Linked DNA regions of Homo sapiens: region 2 is linked to region 1. The links are chromatin contacts, found by Hi-C in ENCODE. All regions are on one chromosome and are shown on one strand. The core of a region is the stretch at or near the end of the contact, and the rest is flanking DNA. Distances in the headings are between cores, read along the strand shown.

Evidence for each region. Hi-C counts contacts between places; a loop is a spot of excess contacts on that map. Pooled maps may share reads with other maps.
Region 2: a loop to region 1 is called in a map of CD8-positive, alpha-beta T cell, with 10 times the contacts of the local background. The contact joins the promoter of LY75 here to the promoter of FLJ46875 in region 1. A Hi-C loop is called at or near these places in 4 of 168 maps with a recorded cell type or tissue (CD4-positive, alpha-beta memory T cell, CD8-positive, alpha-beta T cell and naive thymus-derived CD4-positive, alpha-beta T cell) and 9 of 50 pooled maps.

The regions. Positions count from the first base shown.
Region 1 is chr2:156,340,705-156,343,404 of GRCh38, forward strand. It overlaps FLJ46875 (a long non-coding RNA gene), which reads right to left and starts at 1,416. Exons shown (of 1, transcript NR_147695.1): 1 at 1-1,416. RefSeq lists enhancers at 321-876, 877-1,430, 2,638-2,697 and silencers at 978-1,077, 1,618-2,227.
Region 2 is chr2:159,903,387-159,906,086 of GRCh38, forward strand. LY75 (lymphocyte antigen 75) reads right to left here and starts at 1,370. Exons shown (of 35, transcript NM_002349.4): 1 at 1,203-1,370. The coding sequence starts at 1,296. LY75-CD302 (LY75-CD302 readthrough) reads right to left here and starts at 1,370. Exons shown (of 38, transcript NM_001198760.1): 1 at 1,203-1,370. The coding sequence starts at 1,296. RefSeq lists enhancers at 282-331, 382-431, 652-701, 842-921 and silencers at 1,102-1,561, 1,331-1,572.

The DNA of each region.
Region 1 (2,700 bases), core at 166-2,665:
AATAAATGGAGAATTTCAAATAGTTAATGAATAGATTTAGGAGCTATACTGAAACAACTAGCAGAAAATACATTTTCTGGAGTTCTTTAATTTTGTACGCTTAAAAGTATGGTGTTCCTAAAGATGGCTAATTCTTGTTGAAGTAAGTAGCTCTGGAAGTCATATTTTCCATTTCTCCATACTTCATCTATTAATCAGTTGACTGGCAATTTCCGACACCAGTTTTGCTAAACTTTATAAATTTTGCTTCCTCCAGAGGTAGGAGGGGGAAGGAGATGGGCAATACAGAAACAGATTTTACAGCCAGAATATGACAGGGCCCCTTAAACTACAAATAGATGTAGAATTTTAAATGTAGCTCTGTAGTTCAATTTATACCACAGAAATTGCGAGATGCTATCTTCCTGTTGTTATAACGTATCAGGTCAAGGGATATAAATTGTACCAGGTAATTCATTTTGCTGTTCAGAGAGTCATTAAGTTCCTCCCAGAATATATGTGATTGATATCCCTGGAGGTGAAAGGCTAAAGGAACCATATGGCAACATGTTGCATTCCGTATGCTATCTGCCCATCCGTGCTTAAGCTGTCATTAGCAACATCTGTACCTTACGGAAATCCAGCTGCGCCGACGACGGCTGACGGAATTGTACTTGGGGGGAAAATCTAGCTTAGCGCCATTAACTTGAGACTTAGAGTCTATCTACCAGGACGGATGGAAGCTTTCACAATTAGACGAGACGACACGAATGCTTTATTAAAGTTTAATTTTGAACTCCCAATTAGCGAAAGTGCATTACAAATCGATTGCAATTTCCTAGAAGGTGCAGCAAGTTCTCTGCCTGCCTGCCACGTGCGAGACGCTCCACAGCGAGCTTCCCCAGCTCCGGGCAGCAGAAAGGGGATGGTTCAGAGCCGATCTCCGCATCCCAGGAAGTCCCTAAAATCCGCGCCAGCCCCTCCTCCCGCAGGGCGGGGGCGTCCACGGCGCGAACCCGCCAGAGGTGTAGGGGGAAGTGTGGGGGGCTGGTCCGCAGCCTTCGAGGGGTGGGGCGACAGGAGCGAGCGGCCGGGGGAGGAGAAAAAGGCGGGCGGCGGGAGAGGGGGCCTCTATTATCTCGGCTTCTCGGGAGGAGCCTCATCTAGTCAGTCACGCAGAAGTTTCTCTTTCGCTCTTCGCGCTACACACCCAGATTGGCTTCCAGCGCGCAGGCGAGTGGGGCGAAGGAGGGGGGACAGGAGTCCCGGAAGGGCCGTCCGGCGTTCACACCCACCCCTGTTCCGCTCCTCCCGCCCCAAACAAAGTCCCCCGACTCTAGGTCCAGGATACGTTACCTGCCCGGCGCTCCCGGCCCCTCGGTCACCGCATCCCCCGCTGGGCGCGCCTGGTACGGGTCCCGCTCCCCGGGGCTCACAAAGTGGTCGCCCCTGGCTGGGCGGCTGGGTAGATGCCCCTCTCTGGACATGTTGGGGCGGTTTTTGGGGTGGAGGGAACGCGGGAAGTGAAAGCGGAGGCTGGGACAAGGGGAACTTACTGATAAAATGGAAAAAAAAAAAGCCCACAGGGCCCAGGTCCTGGCCGGGGGCGAAAGAGGCCTGTTACCTTTCGGGGGGTCGCGGCCGACCAAGAAGGGAGCCGGGGAGTCGCCCGCCCCCCTCCCCCGGCCCCCGGCCCCCGGCCCCCGGCGGCTGCGGCAGCTGCACACAGAAGCCCATTGTCGCCGGCGTCCGGCGCGCAGCCCCGCGGACTCGGCCCCGCGGCCAAGCGCGTCAGCGGCCCCGTCAGCCGGGCCGGGCTCCGTGACGCGCGCGCAGCCCGCGCTATAAATAACCTGCCGCCGGGCGGCTCGGGCGGCTTTCCAGTGACGCTGGGGCGGAGGCGCGGTAGGAGGAGGGCGAAAGGAAACAATAAAACCGCCCGGCAGCCTCCCAAGTCTCCCTCCTCCCTTCCCAGGCCGCCCGCGGCCCTTCGCGTCGAGCTCCTTTTTCCCCGCCCCGGCCCGCCCTGCGGGGAGCGCGGTTCGCGGGTGGGAAGGAGCCCGGCGTGCTGGCGTCCCCGAGTGCTGCCGGGGCCCCGGGGCGGGAGGGGGTTTTTCCCGCACCCTGGGATGGCGAGGAGGGAACTTGGCGACAAGTTTAGTGAGGGGATCGCTGTGTTCCTTTCTAGTCCAGTTAAAATGACCCGAGCTTTTCCCGCTCCCTCACACACCTATTCTAGTACAGGTCGGATGTGTTTTTGGGGTAGTAAGTCCTCAACCGAAAACAAAAGCGAAAAACCTGTCGTCTTCAACGTAAGCATTATCTAGGTTTTTGTGGGGCCAGGCTTGCATTAGTGTTTTCATTCGGGGGGTTGTATTATAGAAAGGGTGCCCCGTAGTAGCAGCGTGAGGAAGGGTTCCAGGACCCAGGCTGTCAGCTCCGGTGCATTTACAGGTCTTTTTGCCGTAGAATTTAGCATAGGCCTGAAACATGGCATAAATGAACTTTCTAAAAGTCTATAATCTCAACGTTAAAGAGCTTACTTTTTAACTCTGGACTTTAATAAAGGCTCCCACTTTAAAAGGGGCTTTCTCTATAGGAAAGTATTAATATTTTTGTGGAGACTCTCACTGCTACCTTCCATACTCAGGCAATTCTGTCACACACCCTGACACTTGTCCTACTCATTAAGGTACCCACATACAACTGGAGGTAATCTGT
Region 2 (2,700 bases), core at 120-2,619, 3.6 Mb after region 1:
CAGGCAGAATAAATTATCAAGGCAATAAAGGATCTTATTTTAAAGGATTCTTTTGGTAGTTCCTAGCACACAGGGTCAAAGGAGAATAGAGAAGTGTGACTCAGAGCAGGGTTCATTTCCAGGTCCTTGCTGTAGATAGGATGATGCCATTCACACTCTGAGAAATCTCTTCCCATCGCTCTCCGAAGGAAGTCTAAACCAGATGGTAACTTAGCTTAGCTGCAAAGAAAATAAGAGCCACCAACAATTTAATGTTTTTCAAACTGCCTGGACAATCTTTTCCTTCCTCATACAGGCACGATAACAGAAGTGGCCGGTGGAGGGTGGCCCATTGAGTGCCCATGATGCAGTCCAACCAAGAAACAAAGTTCTCTGCACACCCCTCGCCCAGGCAAAAAGAGAAAGTAAAAGCAACCGGTTGCTGCCAAGGGGTGTGGTGTGGTGGGGCTGGCACTACCCTGAACATCAATGAAGGCTGTCTGTTTCTGGTCCTGCTTCCGCAGTGAGAGGCAGCAGGTCCCCAAGCAGGCGACCTGCCCTTCACCGTGAGGCTGTCAGCCTTGGGGGAGCGGGGTCATTTGGAGCTGATAAACCAATGAGAAGAAAGGTTTGTTGCTCTAGGCGGTGGGTGAGGGCATCATAGCTGACTCTTGGTCTTGGTCACTTTCGGAGGAGATGGTTTATTTAACCTGACTTCCTTCCTGATGCGCACCGTAGGCGCAGTGAAATCCGGGAATCGTGGGGAATCCTTGGCGCTGTGGGTGGAGGCTCCTCTTGGCCCTGTGGCCAAGGTGACCAAGGGCCGAAGGAAAAGCGAGAACGGGAGGGACGGGACGCAAGAGGGCAGATGGGGAACCCCATACTCCAGCAACATTATATAAGAGAGGCGACGATGGAGCAGCGCACCCGGCCAAAAAAGCCTCCGTGCGCCTACTCTACGGTGCACCGCGTCCCCTCTGCACCAGAAGGGCCCTGTCCTCCCACATCCACCGCGCCCTCCTCCGGGCCCCCGAGGGCACTGGGGCGCTTCCTCTGCCAGACCTCCCCTGCGACTCACTCTTCCGGCTCCAGAGCCCCCCCGCCCCAACAGCAAAGCAGCCGTGACCTGCCCCAGGGGCGCAGCCCTGCCCCAGGCTGGAAGGCAGCAGAGCTGTGGCGTCGAGGCACCCAGCGGACTGCGGGGCTGGCGTGCCCGCGGTTACCTGCGCGGCCAGAGGGCTCCGCGAGATCGAAGAACCAGAAGAGCAGCATGAGGAGCCCCGCCGGGCGGCGAGGGGTCGCCCAGCCTGTCCTCATCCTGAGCTGGCGCAAGCCTTCCGGCCGGGTCCTCGGGCGCACGCGGCTCCCGCCCCGCCTGCTGAGCGCGGCCTGCCCCGCCCGCACCTCTGTCTAGGCCTCTGGGGGCGCCCCGGCCCCGCCCCCGCCGCCCTCGGCCAATCAGACGTGCGTCTCCTCGGCCCCGGGGCGGAGCGGGCCAGGTGTGGGAAATGAACAGGGCTGGGCGCTAGATACCTGCGTGGGGTAGGACCCGCGAGGAAGAGGTACGTGCGGATCGGTGGGAGAGCCAGGCACCAGACAGGCTCCTGCACTGGAGGGTTCGGTCCCCGCCTCTTCATCAGCCAAGCTGGGGAGATGCGGCCCTTACTGGGACTTGGCACCGCCCTGGTGGGTGGGTTCTATCAGTTTAGAACCTTGGCCTCTGCCTGGCGCACTGTGGTCAGGGACGACTTCTCCATTCCAGCCTGGACTGGAAAGGGACCCATGATCTCTTCTACCCCGGAGGAGGAAGTGAGCACCTGCCCTGTGGGTGGCTGCGGCCAAGCCTAAGAATTCAGTCGTCCTTGGCAACGTCTTGGGTATTTTGACAGTGCAAACAAAGGTGGAATAATGGTACACTGCAGTTCTACCCATAGTTGTTAAAGAATTAAAAGCAAGAATTACTAGAATGACCAAACGACACTTCCAAGGATGACTTATGCTTTATAAAAAGTTGACCTTTGCGAGTAAGCTCTTTGCTTAATAATTTAATGATAATAATAATTAGCTGGTAGAAATGTAGAAGTCTGCATGCAGAACCAGAAATTTCATGTCCCACTCACTCTCTTCCTGTGGACACTGCTATCATTATAAAGAGGCCAAATTCTTAATGACCTAAGTTGCTCAAATGTGAATGTTTTATACTTTTAAATCTCGTCTTTGCTGAGCACATAATGTGTACTTGAGGTGGCCTCCATCCTTGTTGCATGAGGATGCAAAGACCTAGGTTGCTCTTCCTGACTCCCACTGCCAAGGTTTCACAGTTGGCTCCCAAACCTGCTCTGTCCTCTCCCCAGGGTCTGGCCTTTCAGTTCCATAGATATAGTGAGCACCTGCCATCACAGGATCTGGGCACGCCATGGAACAGAAGGACAAAAAGACAACATCTCTGCCCTCCCCTGAATACTGGGGAGACTGAGGCACTGTGATGGATAATATTGTCAGCTCGATTGATATGAACGAATGCAAAGTATTGTTCCTGGGTGTGTCTGTGAGGGTGTTGCCAAGGAGATTAACAGTGGACTGGGAGAGGCGGACCAGCCCTCAGTCTGGGTGGGCACCATCTCATCAGCTGCCAGCATGGCTAGAATAAAAGCAGGCAGAAGTTGGAAGGACTTGACTGGCTGAGTCTCCTGGCCTTCACCTTTCTCCCGTGCTAGATGC